Regions from separate parts of the Homo sapiens genome. Here region 1 is linked to region 2. Evidence: chromatin loops called from intact Hi-C (ENCODE). Cell type or tissue: GM12878. All regions are shown on one strand. Each heading gives the region's core, and the rest is flanking DNA. Links, peaks and the distances in the headings are about the cores only.

The links. Hi-C counts contacts between places; a loop is a spot of excess contacts. Peaks named below come from ENCODE experiments on the same cell type or tissue, not always from the same donor. Only the 100,000 strongest peaks of a DNase experiment are listed, where the experiment ranks them.
Region 1: a loop joins it to region 2, with 4 times the contacts of the local background. A loop is called at or near these places in 20 of 110 quality-filtered maps.

What each region holds. Positions count from the first base shown.
Region 1 is chr7:14,710,350-14,718,582 of GRCh38, reverse strand. DGKB (diacylglycerol kinase beta) reads left to right here. Exons shown (of 26, transcript NM_001350709.2): 6 at 1-41. Among named protein-coding and RNA genes, the nearest start is that of DGKB, 190 kb to the left of the region's middle. RefSeq lists an enhancer at 4,073-4,132. In GM12878, for the core only: no CTCF peak of the experiment used is centred there; a DNase peak (open chromatin) is centred at 4,162.
Region 2 is chr7:16,067,462-16,075,957 of GRCh38, reverse strand. No RefSeq gene overlaps it. Among named protein-coding and RNA genes, the nearest start is that of CRPPA-AS1, 140 kb to the left of the region's middle. In GM12878, for the core only: a CTCF peak has its summit at 4,514 (motif pointing right); a DNase peak (open chromatin) is centred at 4,552.

The DNA of each region.
Region 1 (8,233 bases), core at 1-8,000, 1.4 Mb after region 2:
GTCTCTGCTTGAAAGAGGAAGACCTGAGGATAAGCTTGAGTGTATGTGTTTCTTCATTTTGTTTACTTATCGTGATTGGGGGCAGGAGAAAGGACTGGATATTGATTAACTTAAAATTGCATTAGTATAGTTGTATAATTTTTGTTGAATAAAGTGATCCTGCTTAATAGTAAAAATTTCCTCCTGCTGAGGATCAGACAAAAGATATTAAGATCTATTAATTTCAGGTTCTTATTTATCAAGTTCCATTTACTACTGATTATTTCCTATGTTTGTCATATGACTTTAAAAAGCTGTTCCTCAGTTCTCTGGAGTTAACAAGATGCTATTAGAAAATAGCCTTTGTGTTGTTTTCATAAAGCATGTATTTCTAGTGTGTGAAGAAACCTTCCCATTAGTGAGTAAGAAAATTGCCTGTAAATATGCAACCTGCACCTTTTCCCCAGTGGAAATCTCCCTTGCAATCTTCAGCACTAACACTCTTGTTGGCAGAGACACATTATTCCTCAAATGCTAAACCTGAAAGTGTCATTTATAGTATTTGATTCTGGATATTATAAATCATTAAACAATAGCTTTGTTTCTTAAATTTAGGACATGGCGGATAGAGAATTTCTATTCAGTTGAAAGTAAATAATTACTGTCTTTAATAAAACATAGTGACTGAGCTCTCTCTGGTGGCTAACTATACTCATTGCAATATAAGAAAATATTTTTCAAGCATTTACTCTAAACCTGATCATTTGATCATCTATTCTATCTCTGAGGTTCTTTCTAAATATAGTCCTGGCAGCTTACTCAATAACCTGATAAATTTGATTATATAAGATATGGTAAATTTAATGAAAAATGCTTGCTACTAGAATGATAGTGAAGATAACAAATCTAAACTTTAACACTTCTGAAGCAAATGTAAATAATCATGACGTCTCAGAATTATTATTGGGGGGCATTTTTAGTTAAATTTAGTAGTAACTTTTTGATAATATTTCTTCTTCCCATAAAGGATTTACTGTAATGTGATTATTTAAGAGTCACACATGCTTAGGTTATGAATAAACCATATGAATATCATCTTTAAATATATATTTATTATTCATAAATGTTCAATATTTGCATTTCAAGATTTATTTTGTATTCCTAAGAACTTACAGAAATCTGTCTCATTCCAAAGTAAATATTAATGTTCAGTGAATTTCTATTGAAGTGACAGCCAGAGAGAAAGTTTGCTCAGGTGTTATCAGGAGCACATTTGGGATGATTATAAACATATAAAGACAAACATTTTTTCCACATCTGAAAATGAATAAAGGCCCCATCCATCCTCCCCAAGATGGTATTTAGTCTTGCTGTTTAACTATTTCTAGGTCAGCTGGATGTATATTGCTTTTTAGGTGGAATTCCTAAGAAGAATGCTTTTGAGTTTTCCATGTGCATCCTTGAACCCACATAGATTTTGTCTACAGTTGCAGATAGAATGTTGACTCACCACACTATTCAAAAAGACATGATGAATCTCATCCACTGACCTGCCATTTACTTTTCTTTAGTGTTCTCAACCCCCTTCTCTCTGTTTTTTTCTTTGAGTTTCCCAGCTTTTTTTCAAGCTTACACTAGATGCATTGCCTTTTCCTTTTGTTTTAAACCATTTCTTCAGACTCTTCTTATAGGCAGTCTTGTTATGGCCCAGAATTATCACTATCATTTTCACCAAACTCTTCAAAATACATGATGCCGTAGGTCTCTTTTCTCCTATCTTCTAATCTGGTGATTCTTACCCTGGCTATACATCAGAATCATCCGAAGTTTGGTTTTCTTTCTTTTTCTTTTTTAATGCCAATGCCTGGCTCTTTCCTGTGTCAATTAAATAACAATCAATCTTCCTCATCCACTTTCTTAACAATTTACCACATATGTTTACCCTTCTAAAATTGCATATGTAAAAGTTACTAACATGTATTATTTTACAGTTACAGATTTTTAAAAACAAATTGTCAGTAAGACTTCAAAAATTTGTGTTGATTGTTAGTTTAATAAATACTCCAAAAGGATTACAATTTACTAAATACAATATAGACCAGAAGAATGAAAATAAGAAAAAGCAATTATAATTAACACAGAAACAGATGTGAACAAGTACCTAAAATTAACTTTTGCAGGTCAATGTTGAATTTGGCTCATACTTCCAGGGTAGCTAAGCAGAAAGAAATTTGATTTAGGTTAGAGGTTCTCAAACTTTATCACACATCAGAGTCACCTGCAGGACTGGTATATCTGATTCAGCTGGCCTGGGGTGGGATCTGAAAATGTGCATTTCTAACAAGTTTCCAGGTGATGCGGATGCTATTGTTCTAGGGATCACATTTTGAGAAGCACTGGCTTATGCAATTCCTTCTGTCCAGTGAAAACACATATACACAAGGAATTCACCTGACACAACAGTTGTTTTTCCTGGAGTTGATGAATAGTGGCAGTATTTGTTAGGTATTTTACCTGGGTTATTAGATAAACGAATTACACTGTTGTCAATGTTTATATAAGTAATACTTTGTTTCCCCAAATATTTTTAAAATCTATTCAGTGCCTCCCGCCACTTTCCATTGCCTGTCTTTTCTGCCAGGTATTTACACCATGTTTATTATAAAGCTTATTCCGTTAAAGAATAACAAACAAAAGTTCCCAAATGTTTTACTGATTACAGGAAGTCCTCACTTAACATCCTCAATAGGGTTTTGGAAGCTGTGACTTGAAGTTGAGAAATGTATATAACAAAACCACTTTTTGCTTATCAATGTTATAACAAAATGTCATAGAAGGAAAGGGTGTTATTCGAGAACCCTCTGTACATTGTTTTGCTTGAAGTCACAGTTTCCCAGTATCTAGCAATCATATTGAGGACTTACCATATAAGCCATGTCTTCAGCTTTATTTCCTTTATGCAATCCTAATTCTTCTCTCTGAGGACCTTCCCGTCCCAAGGCTCTATCAGGTAGAAGGTGTTTGTTACCCTTGGATGTGTGCTTTTGCATGCATGCATACGTGCATGTGTGCCTGTGTGTGTTGGGGTTGTGGGGAATTCCATTTTTATCTCTCCTTGTTGGTACCAATTACCAACAGCCTCTGTGAATGAACAAGGACATGGTCTCAGGGCTGATTTGCCCTTCTAACTTCAAGTGCTCCATAGTACTTTAGGGAAAGTCAACAACCTCTCTTTTACCCTCAAATCCTGTGGCTTTGCCTCCATTTTCTTTCAGCCATTCACTTCTGTTACAATACTCCAAGCCTTGTAACTGTCGAGAACTGCTATTATTCCAAAACTAAACTGTCAATTTTACTTTGATCCCAGCCTATGTTCACTTAACTTCTCACTTTCCTACTTTTAATTTAATTATTGCATAGTACAATAATTAAAAACCTTGACTCTTGATTTATAATGATTGAATGCAAACCCTAGGTTGAGAATTCACTGTCTCAGTGATCTGAGTTCATTTTTAAAACTTCCTCAGGACTCAGTTTTCTCAACTGTAAAATTGAGATCATTAAATAGTCTCTGTCCCATGGGATAACTATGAGGATTAGATTAAACTAGTATTTGTTCACATACATTCCTTCACACTTATTACTTCCCATAAATGCATGTTAGGTGAAATAAAAGTAAATTAAAACTGTTTTACTCTTGCCCACTTTACTCCCTCTTGAATTTGCTTGCTGACTTTTGGTTGCCCATCCTTTCAAATTTAAACTGATCTCATAATCCATGATGTCAATTAGTTTTTCACACTTAATTTCAGACATTCAACTTATTTGCTCCTATACTATACTGAGTGGCAGAGACTTAGTGAAATAAAAATATAATTCTTTGGGTTATAGCTCTACTCAAAACCTCAGCTGGCCTTCAGTGCTCAGTGTTTCTCTTGTCTAGTTTTCTAGTTAAAAATTAATCCAGATAATGTTTTTTTTTCCAAACACCTACCTATTTAATCATCATCTTACTCATTAAGTGTATGTTCTTGCAACTTCCTTTCATCTTACTTAAAACCTTATCAACTAACATACTTATTTTTTTTCTGTTTCTCTTCTGATTCAGAGTGAAAAATCCCCTTTGATAGTTCCTGATTTCATAATGCGTAAAATTGAAACCCTTAACTTGGCGTGCATACACCGATCTGACTCCACAGTTTGACCCCAACCTACTCTGCCAGGCTTGCTTTGGCTGTGACCTGCACACATATGCACAAACCATGTCCTAGTCACAAGGGTTAACTTTTCTATCATCAGACAAACCCTGAACTTTTCCACTTTGATCCCTTTGATTACAATGTGCAATTGCTGGGTTTCAACCCCCTGCCTCCCCACAGTGTATATTTGATTGAGTCTAGTCCACATTTGAGGCTTACCCTGCATCATGAATCTTCTTGCCATCTCCTAATTGGATTTATTTTGCTCTCTTTTGTACCCTTGCACCTACATCAGTGTGTGTGTGTGTGTGTGTGTGTGTGTGTGTGTTTCAACAGGTATATGCTCAATAAATGATAGTTAAATGGAAGTGTATTAAAGTCAATGGGTAAAAATAAAGTCAATGAGTGCTTGAAAATATAAAAATAACATCAACTATTTAAGATATTGAATAATACTAACTTTATATTTTTGACTTTAAAATACATGATATTCACTTTTGAATTTGTGCTTATCAAGTTATCAATTATTTAACAAGAATTTTTTATATTATCTTACATTTCCTTAAAATGTATCACTAAAGAGAAAATCAATAGGGAATCAATATTCAGAAAGTAGATAACTGACATATGGAGACTGAATAGTAAGCTACATGTTAAAAGTTACTTCCCTGTGCAGTATTAACCTTAGAAACTATGAGATTTAATAATGAAGAGACCTTAAAGACCATCTAGTCAACTTTCCTATAGTTTGACAATGAAAAAAAAAAAAAGACCAAGAGAGGGTGGTTATTAATTACACCACCAGTTTATCTAGCTATTACTAAAATCCATAATTTCTGAGCTACTTTATAGGGCTCTTTTTATTTTGAAAAGCTGTCTTTTGTTGTTCTTATTGTTGTTTCTCTTATGAATAAAAGGCGAAAATCTCTCTCCATTAAACTGGATGTCAAACACACCTAAGCAGCTGATTTTTTTCACCTCTGCTTTTAAAGTTTATTAAATCAGTATCAAAATATACAAGAGTGGAAAAAAGTGAATTAAAGAAATTCCAGCTTAAGTGCCTTTTCTAAATATATTTTACATTGTTTATATTAATAACATATATCATATAATGCTCATATCAACAACACATAATGGCAAGTGCAAAACACCAGAGTGTGTATAGTAGGATATATTCATTATGAAAACAGATAGAAACTTGCAAATCTTTTGGAAGGAAAAAAAATTTGGATATAAAAAATTATCTTGCATAATATGCCTTTGCTCTGATCTTTTAACTAAATACGTGTGTGGGCATAATTGTTTCTATATAAAGTGAAATGACATGAGCATAAAAATAGGAAAAAATGTGGGTTAAACTAGTTTATAACATTGAAGCAGGTATACCCATATTTGGAAGCTGTCGTGTTGTCAGAATAATTTTAACATTGGGCTTTTTAAATTTTTGCAGCCAAACAGCTATATATTTATTTTGTTTTTAAAAATATGATCCTTTTGTTCAGTGATTCCCTTGACCTTTGGGCCTGACTTTACTTTTGAATACTAAGAAATAGTCTTACTATATAATTTGAAAATTCAATATTAATAATGTCTATATTATTTTTAAATATAGTTTTAAAAGAGAAAGGTTTTATAGGCTCACCAGGCCAAACAACTTTTATTTTCCATGGAGTTAATAATTGCCTTTTTTCTTACTTAATTATTTTTCTTTCTATTTATTTATTTATTTATTTTGAGACACAGTCTCACTCTGTTTCCCAGGCTGGAGTGCAGTGGCACAGTCTTGGCTCCCTGCAACCTCTGCCTCCTGGGTTCAAGTGATTCTCCTGCCTCAGCCTCCCTAGTAGCTGGGATTACAGGCATGTGTCACTATGCCTGGCTAATTTTTGTATTTTAGTAGAGATGGGGTTTCACCATGTTGGTCAGGCTGCTCTTGAACTCCTGACCTCAAATATCCGCCCGCCTCATTTTCTCTATTTCTATAACTAATCAATTCCCAAATTCTCCACCATAAATTTATGTTCATAAACTTGCGTTCTTCATTTGTTCTTGAATATTTTCATTGATAATCACTTTCACCCTTTATTTTAGTTGTTCTCTTTCTAGAACCAATATTATTTGGATGCTGAACATCCAAGACAGAACTCTGAATTACTATTTTTTCTTGCTTTTTCTATTTTCCATCTTCTTTTCTTTCTTCTTATGTTTTTCACTCCATATCTGGGACATCTTTTATACCTGGTGATGAGATTTTTCCCACTTTTTCCTTACATTTAACTTCACAGAGAATCCATTTTATTCTCAGCTTGATCCTTATGTGTTCCTATTTGTATTTCATGGATTGAAACTTTCCTTTTAGTTATAAGGTTTCCCCTCCTCCCTGCTTTGTTGTTTTCTTCCAAACTACTTGTGTTGAAAGAACTTTTCTGATGGTAGTAGTTGTATAGGTGAGTATCCATACGGATGGTATTGACTTACTGGGGATAAGGAAAAGGACTTATTCTCTCAATATTCGGTATATTCGCTTTCACATAATTACCTTGTTTTGGTATTGTATCCTTATACTCAGAATTCCTGAGTACCTTTAGCCCAGAATTCCTTTCATTTCACTTTTGCAGAACTCAAAGATCTAGTCTTCTGTTGGGGAAGAGAGCTTACATACTCCCCAGAGATCATCCTGTGAAGATAATCTGTTAATTTTCCAACTCACCACCCTTTCTAAGCAAATCTATGCTTCTTCTCCTCTGCCAGCTTACATTTATATTTCTAAGACCTCTAAGTCAATATACATGTGTACATATTTTCTCCAGCTCCTGAAAATTGTGTTAGTGTTTTCTCCTCTCATATTTTATTTCTGCTTATAGATTTATACCTATTTCATCTCTTACTGTTACTATAGTGGTACTTCAATAGAAAACCAAGGTAAATATGTGTGTTCAATACTTCATGTTTTGCATTACCTAGCTACAATTTTAAATTAGAAAAGTAGACTTATCACTGAAAATTAAAGTCCTTGAATTTCTCTTTCTTCTTCTGGATGAAAGAAAAGTTCTATCCTTGACCTTGACTTGGTAATATTTAGAGTATATGGTACTTGGTACTCAATATATGTATGATATTTTTATTATTGTTATTATATTAACTAGAGCTTAAAACTCTCCAAACTTTCTTCCTTGATGAATTAGACAGGATTTATAGAGCATTAACTCTTGTTAATGTGTTTAGGAATAAATTATTTAAAATATTAGTTTCTTCAGTCACTAGTGAAGTAGGGATTTTCAGACCAACCTTCCTACTGGAATCAACTGGAAAATTTGGAACGAATGTGTATTTTAAAAACCTGTTCAAAATTTTCAGGGAAGTATCAAAGCAACTTGGATTTTTAGGGCAAATATTTGGGAGAAGGAAGCATGGCTTTTTCCATTTAATTAAAGAAATTAAAGTACAAGCCATTCATATATTTTTCCAGATAACAAGCAGAAAGGAAACAAGATATTAGCAATCAAGTACAGTTATATATGTAAAGTAGCTAAAATAACATGTCCAGGTTCAATTTGGGATTATTACAGGCATTTAAATTTGACTTAACTTTAGAAAATGAAACAATGTATTATGCCACATTAAGAGAATAAAGAAGAAAATCATAAAAGTATTTTATCACATTCCATATGCATTCTATTCATGATTAAAAACAAAACAACTGTAATAGCAAAAATTCTTAGCGAAATAAAAGTAGTATAGAACTCCATTAATCTAATAATGTGTATATATAAGAAACACCCATCAAACTTTATATTTAAGAGTGAAATATTGAAGTTTCTCTCATTGATATTGGGAACAAGACAAGAATGGCCACTACTCTAAGTATAGTTCAACTTTCTGTTGGAGATCATTGCTCATGGCAATAAGGCAAGAAAAATCCATGAAGTTTATGAGAATGGGAAAGAAGAAATTGAAATTCATTGTTTATTATAGACTACCCAGTAATCTATAGATAGATCAAGTACTTGAATTAATAAGTGTGTTTAGCAAGATCTATGCCTACAAGGTAGAAA
Region 2 (8,496 bases), core at 215-8,214:
TAATTGATCTGTAGTGGGGAAGTGGGAATTAATTGAGAGAGTTTAGATATCAAGATACTGAGAATTTGTAAATAGAACTGGATTTAAATGTATATCAAATATTTACATGTAAATACATTGCAGAATGTTCTCTCCAATTTGGAAATGCTCCTTTTATAGCAAAAAGCAGTCTGAGTCAATACTCTTCCAGCTTTATTATGGATATAATATTTAGAAAATAAAAGCATAAATTTGTGTAGCCTTTCCAGGCCCCTGCAGATGACCACCTTAAGAAGAGAGAGTACATTTTAACCATAATCACTTTGTTCACATTATTGCTGTTTCTTCTCTGAGATGCATGATATTTGTTAGCAAGACCTTTCTGTTGCTTTTGAATGACAGAAAACTACTGAACCACCTTGCAACCTACTAAGAGAATGATACTTTAAAATGTTTCCATGAGATTATGGCACTGTAAGACCCCTTTGCCGTCTGTATACTATCACTGATAAGCACACTGACTGTCAGGTATGTGATGGTGTAGGGGGGATGATGCAGTTACACATATTCACAGTCAAGCCTCCAGATGCAGAAATTCATGGAAATAGACCTCACAGTTGGCTACTCCTGAGAATATGCCGGATTTGCACAGAGAAGTCCAGGGATACTAACTATGCTGCATTTAAATACCATCAGCTGAATAGGTCAGTAAACTGATACTCTAAAATGAACACTTAAATACAGCTTTCCTATAGAAAAAAAAGTTCATGTTTGAATAGAGACAGGGTTTTACTCTGTCTCCTAGGCTGCAGTGCAGTGGTGCTATCACAGCTCACTGTAACTATGAACTCCTAGGCACAAGTGATCTTGCCGCCTCAGCCTCCTGAGCAGCTAGGACTACAGGCACGTGCCATCATGCTTGAATAATTTTTAAATTTTTTGTAGAGGCTGGATCATGCTGTCGTCCCCAGGCTGGTCTCTAACTCCTGGCCTCAAGTGATCCTCTTGCCTTGGCCTCCCAAAGTACTGGGATTACAGGTATGAGCCACTACCTCTTGGCTGTTTTCTTTTTGTTATCAACCCATGAATAATTGAAACCTGTCTCTAAACCTCTATCTGGTTGTCCTTATGGATTTTTTTTTTCACTTAACTAGAATACTTAGTGTGTTTTAAAATATCAACCTGACAATACAATCTAGGATGGAAAGTTCTCACATTATGTTTTTAATTTTTTACCATATTTTTTTTTGGAAGCACAACAAATGCCAGTGTCACCATTTATCTTGGTATTCATGTCATTAAACATAGTAGTTGCTCAATATATGGGTGAATGAAGTAATAAATGGATACATCCATCTTTTCCATTTATTGGCACATATTCTCACTTAACCAAAGGATCTAAAGTTGCTGCCACTTTAGCTGGTCTCAGTTTTACCCTGGGCTTCTCAGAGTGTAACTTCCCTAAGCTCAAAATGGTTCTAGAATTTAAAGATAAATATTTTTCAATATGGCCTCTAAACGTTAGCCAACTTATGTAATCTAGTGCTCAAAGAAGAAAAATTCTTTTTCCACACAGAAGGAAAATAAAATTGAGGAATGGTATATTAGTCTTCAGATGTCAATTTTTAAGAGATTTGTAAAGATTTATGCGTGATTTCCCTCATGATGGCTGATATTTTAAAGCCTGAAGTTTCCCATACCACTATTCCCTCCCAACACATGGAAAATATTTTTTAAGTTCTTGGTGCTATAATTCATATTATTAATACTTGCTTTTCTATATAGAAAATCAGCTGGGAAGTTTGTTAAATATGTTGCTTATCAGGTAGCACCCGTAGGAATACAGATTGAGTAGCCTCTGGGCTGCAAGTGTTTATAAAAATTGCAGGTCAATGTCAAAGTTTTGATCCAAGGCCATGCTGTGAGAAATGTTGCCTTAGATTGCTTGGTGCACTTACGTTGTTGTTTAGTTGTACAATCTTCAATAGGTGCCTAAGCAATCTAATCTACAAGTAAATTTGCTGCCATGTAGTGGTCCCTGTCCCGATACCTCTCCTCTGCCTCACGACTCCCACCCCCAATAATTGTGCAATGATTTTACAAAGTCATGCTTCTGAGGAGACCTAGGGCAGATAGAATTACTGCAGAAAAGTCCTTTAATTCTCTGGCATAGGTAGCACTTTGCTTTCAAAAAAGGTTAAGCTTTCTTTTCTGTGGCATAGCAGATCCGAGCTGGCACTTGATAGGTTTGTATCTTTGGTATCTCTACCACTCTCTCTCAAATACCATCTCATCCTATGTTGATAGTGTTCTGCCTGCCAAGATTTCCCCACTGTCACACACCACAAGGCTTGTCCAGGATCACATGGATCTCCGTACATTTTCTGACTCCCTCTTCCCACAAAAACACTTCTTTCAGCAGCAGATAATCCAAAAGACAATAATTGTCATATGGTACAAATGGGAATTAATACATGTTGGCAAGCCCAAGCATTCATTCTGGGGCTTCATCTTCATCAACAATAAGCATGGCTTAAGTATCAACTTAGTTGTAGGTTCTGTGCCAACTCAGAGAGACAGGAAGATTTTTTCTGCTCAAAGGGTATATAATATAATGGTAGGAATTTGAGGAAAAAAAGTCTTTATCCTATTTTTCAGCTTTTTTGAGGTATAAATGACAGAAGTTGTATATATTGAAAGTGTACAGTGTGATGTTTTGAGATACATTGTGAAATGATTACTGTAATCAAGTTAATATCTGTATCAGCTCAGAAATTTACCTTTTGTGTGTATGGTAAGAAGACTTAAGATCTACTCACTTAGCAAATATTAAGTATATATTAGGTTGGTGCAAAAGTAAGATTAGTAACAATATTATTAACTACAGTCAGCACAGTGTACATTAGGCCTCCAGAAATACTCATAACTGCAAGTTTGTGACTTTTGACTAATGTATCCTTGTCCCCACCCCTGCCTGACCACTGGTAACCACTCATCTACTCTGTTTCTATGAGTTAAACTTTTTTTTTTTAGTTCCATATATAAGTAAGATCATGCAGTATTTTTCTTTCCATTTCTGGCTTATTTCACTTAGTATAATGTCCTCCAGGTCCATCCACATTGTCACAGATGGCAGGATTTCCTTCTTTTTGAAGGATGAATAATATTCCATTGTATACACATACCATATTGTCTTCATTCATTGATGGACACAGGTTATTTACATATCTTGGCTATTGTGAATAACACTGTAATGAACATGGGAGTACATATGATACTTCAAGGTGGAGATTTTATTGCCTTTGGATATATACCCAGAGTGGGATTGCTAGATTATATGATAGTTCTATTTTTAATTTTTTGAGGAACCTCCAGTTATGAACCCTTTTATTTTTATTTTTTTGAGACAGAGTCTTGCTCTGTTGTGCAGACTGGAGTGCAGTGGCGCAATCTGGGCTCACTGCAACCTCAGCGTCCCGGGTTCAAGCAATTCTCATGCCTGAGTTCCCCCGAGTAGCTGGGGCTACAAGTGTGTGCCACCACACCTGGCTAATTTTTGTATTTTTGGTAGAGATGCGGTTTCTCTGTGTTAGCCAGGCTGGTCTTGAACTCCTGGCCTCAAGATGATCCGCCCACCTTGGTCTCCCAAAGTGCTAGGATTACAGGTGTGAGCCACTATGCCTGGTAGTATGAACCCTTTTAAATTGGGAAGATGAATTCGACCATCTGGTGAGATAGACATACCTTGAGTCACTTTACTCTGACAAAATCTTGCTGTTTTTTACACATATTTTTGCTTCACCCTTTGAGCGGTGAGTCTTCTGAGGCCTTTTAGGCTTCACACAGGGCTCTCCTGCTGCTGTGGGCTAGCAAAAATAATAAGTTGCTCGAGATCTTCCATGAAATAGAAATTAATTATATAGTTTCATACAAAGAGAAAAACATTTTAAAATTTGAATTAAACATTGTTGGGGCATATTTTCTACGCTCAAACTAGTGTCTATGGGATTCAACACGCAGTTTTGGTTGTGATTGGCAATGGCATATATAATGGCAAAGAATATAACCATTTGATGTTTCTAATTTCATGGATTATTAATAATGCATTCTTATTTTGTTACCCCTGCCTGAAACAACCTATTTTAAAATGGCTTCTTAATGTTACTGATTTTCACATTTTTAGTAGCTACTCTCGTTCTGAGATATTTTAAAAATATACCATGAGGATTGGCAGAATGGGAAAGAGAGTATACTCTTCCCAGTTTCTTCATGAGGCCCAAGAATTACATGGTACAAAGAGTGGAATTTGGATTTATTATAGACGTAATTTCCTAACAATACTTATATTAAGATAGAAACGGTAGCTTTCCTGAGGGAACGACACTTAGGCAAATCATAAGCTGATTTACTCTAGAATTTCTCCATCACAGGGTAACCTGCAAAGAACCTTCCCATTCAGGAGGGTGAGAATCATGAAACTCAAAATGCACTGGCGCCTGCAGGGAGGTTGCTGAACTTTCCATTTAAAAAATGCCCACTAGAGGGAGTATAACATCATAAATTCCTTTTGCTTGTTGCCTTGCTTCTGGTAAACTGGCAGGAAAGCAAGATTCGAGTGCAAATATCTAGAATCTTTTATATTCTAACTTTTTCTCATTCACATTTTATTAAATATTCTGATGAGCAAAGAAAAACTGACAGGAAAAATTAGTATATACTATGTAACATTAATATGTTTATATGTGAAAATTCAGAATTTAAAATCATTGTCTCGAAATGAAATATAGATTATTTGCATCTAACAATGTAAAGCATCTTGGAGTAGGAGAACGCTTCATCAAATTATGGGGGGTTTGTTGTTGTTTTTATTTGCCATGGATATGATTAAAATATTTACCTGTTAGTCTGTCATTTTCTGTTACAGTGTTCCCAGATAAACTTTTTTACTGGGCAACTGTTTTGTTTACATAGTAGCAAAATCAAATGTTTAATTCTCAAGTTTAAAGCAACAATCTGCTACCTGCCTTAGGAAAAATAACAGTTAGTATTTCTCAAGAGTAAAAGCACTTCTCCTAGAATGAATGGCCTGTATTTTAACTTTTTTTTGTATTTTCATTAAATATTTTATATGTTTTTCCTGGTTTCCGTAAATTGAAATACGGTCAAATTCTAACATAAGACTCCAAGTTCGATTTTGGATTGCACTTTTTGTGTTTGATCATTTGGAGATAAACTAAAAATAATTTCTATAATTCATTCTGAAACATTGAGCAATGAAACAGCATTTTCAAAGTTCGAAAGGAAAGTCTTTATGAAAAATCGAGATGCTATTAGCTCCTTATATATTAAAGTACATTTTAAATTTGAATTTACATAATTTTCAGCAAGGAAAAAAGCACATGTATGGTTATTTCAAATTTATTTTTAATGAAAAAACTTAATTTCTTATGATCTTAGCTGTTTGAAAACCATTTCTAACTGATTTCTTTTTTTAGTTACCTATTGTTATTATCAGTGGCCACAAGAGTTTTTCACTAACTCCTCCAGTTACTGAATATTGCTTCTTCTATTTAAATGAAAACATTTTTGTTCTCTTTTCCATTGCAATAACACACACACACACACACACACACACACACAGACACACACACACACCTTTGCAATTGATGTGTCAACAGGGAAACAACAAAGTTATTTTGATTGTACATTGCCGTTTAATAAGTGACTTGGGATATGGCTGCTCTTCACATACTTTTTTTACATCTGCCTCTCCTTTCCTGAATGATTTTAGGACTAGGTCGGCTCCTTCGTTACTCCCCTTTGTAAGTAAAACCATACCTCCAACCTACCTCAAAAGCCAGGCTTACCCGTCACATTTTATTTTACTTATGTTTAGAAAAGTTCAGTATGAAATTAGCACATATTGGTTGTAGATAAATAAAAACATGTAAATTGTACTGAAGGATAACGATTAAAAGGTAAACAAATATTTTTTCTCCTTCCCTTTGACCTTGCTGTTCTCTGTGCAGGTTGAAATCTCTTCCAATATTTTCTAGCACATGCAATCCTGTATATAAACAGGTTATTATATATGCATATTTCCTTAATTTTTTTATAAAAATTGGGTCATATGAAAAATATTCTTCAGTGGCTTGACTGTATTTTTAAGATGTTTCCGTGTCAGTACTTACAGAAGTACTTCATTTTTATGGTTGCATAAAATCCTATCTTTTATTCAGACTCCAGACTTCTATTAATATATATTAAAATTGTTTCCAGTATTTCATTATATCAAATAGTGCTGCAGTGTAGAAACTTGAATAAACACCTTTGGATTTTGTGCTTTTTCTACATTTTTATAAATAAAATCTGACAGATATTGAAAACACAGCTGGCTTGTTATTATTTAGATTTTATTCATGGCCTGACTACCTCCACAAAGCTTTTAAGATGTCTGTGTTTTATGTTGTTCAGTGTCTCTGAAAGATATTTACTTTTATCAAGAAAACATGTTGGTTGCCAACAATCAGATTTCAAAACAAAAAAATGCTAATTTCTCTAAGTGCATCTTTACTAGAAAGTGAAAGAATTATTTGTCTCGATAATTCAGGTGGAAAACTCTTACATAAAAGATTGGAGGGAAAAAGTTCCCTTGCTGAATTAACCAGAATCACTGTGACTTTAGATCAGGTTGATGGAATATGAGGTTAACTATTGGATGTTAATATTTTTGTATATGGCAAGCATTGAGTGGTTAGGTAAAAATGCAGTAGGCACATACTCTGGAGTATTCTGGAGTAATTAAAAGCAACAAATGACATGTAGACAAAATAACACGCATATATTATAAGAACACTGTTGAGAGCTTAAAAGTAACAATGAATAACAATCTGTATGAATCAATAAGCTTCATTGATTATTAGGTTATAAATCAGTGCACTTTACACTAAAATACAAAATGCTACATATTCTATAAGAATTCATAGAAATTCAATGATATCAAATACAGTAGCATGGTTCTGGAAGGGAAAGCGAATGGGGATTGGGGAATAGGCGTCAAAGATCTTTTACAAAAAATAAAACACAAAGATGGTGTTCTTGTGTTTTTGGGGACATTGAAGTGTCGTTTTCTAGAAATAAATGGTTCATTTGCAATGAACACTTTCTAAATTGTCTTGTGATGAGAATTTTTTTTTTTCTGTCAAGTTGACGTTTGTTGGACTAGGGCAGAAAAGATGCAATGCAAATGTTCTTCAAATACAGAGATGGGAAGTAGTGTCCAGCAACACTCTTGTGGCAGCGAATGATGGTGTATTTTGGAGACAACTACAGTTGAGAGTTACTTGTGTTCTGCATCCATCTGGGGCATTGTTCAAGGTGGTTACACTTCTGGAAATATGAGAGGTACATGACTGTATTACAGCTTTCTTACAACGTGACCTCAAAGTAAAGGCACAAGGATAGCCCAGGTAGCTAGCTCTCTGAACCTTCATCCAGACTATATGAAGAGATGTTCCAATGGCTAGGAGCTGGACCTGAGACTGGGTAAAACTGTCCAACAGGCAAGGCTTAGAGCCAGGGGGAACTAAAGCCTGCATCCTGAGTGAGTGATAAAAACCAACAGCTAAAACTTACGTAGCACTTATTATGTATCTGTCACAGTTGTAAGCACTTTAAACATAATTGTTGAGTCTTCACAACAAAGGTATGGGGTTATGAATGAGGAAAATGAGCAATGGAAAAGTTATTTGCTGAAGATCATCCTATTATTTAATAGTAAACAGTTGAACTGGGATCAAAATTCAGACAGATTGCTAATGTCTATGTTCTTACCCAATATCGCCTCTGAAGAAGATTGGGGAGGGGCTGAAATAATACCACCTGCTTAATGTCTTAGGCTCTAATGGACTTGCAGAGACATTGTGGAATTAAATCCAAGGATCTGCAGGAAAGGCTGTTAGGCTGTGGGTAATAGGGTCAGAAAAAAGGAGTTGGTAGAAATTCCTCGAGGTGCCACTCTGTGGAGGGAGGAGCTCTGAGAGCCCTCCAGTCTATTTATATATTACCACGGTTTCAATCCACGGCGTTACTGGAGCCATAGAGTGGATTTTGGAATAATAAGGGCACCAGTGTGAAGGCAGCCAAATCAGGATTCTCGAAACGTGATACTCTTTGTTTTGGTGAGGTTGGCACCCCTCTCTGCTTCTCCTTTCTGGATGAATAAAAACCCCAAACATCATGAGCCGGATGTTTGAATGTTTTTAAACCTTGTAATTTTGTAAATTGTCTGTTCCTGGCCCCTTCCCCACCCTCCCACCCCAGCTGAATGTCACGATGTTCTTCCTTTCTGTTGACTTTCGAATGAAGAAACTGTGGTTTGAGTTTGTTTTCTCAGCAAGGTGATGGCAAAAGGATACTTATGGTGTTGAAGAATTTTAATTTTCCCTCAGACAACTAGGATGTATAGTATATTTTAAATCCTACTCTCCAGGATATCTGCCTTCTGCCCAGATAATA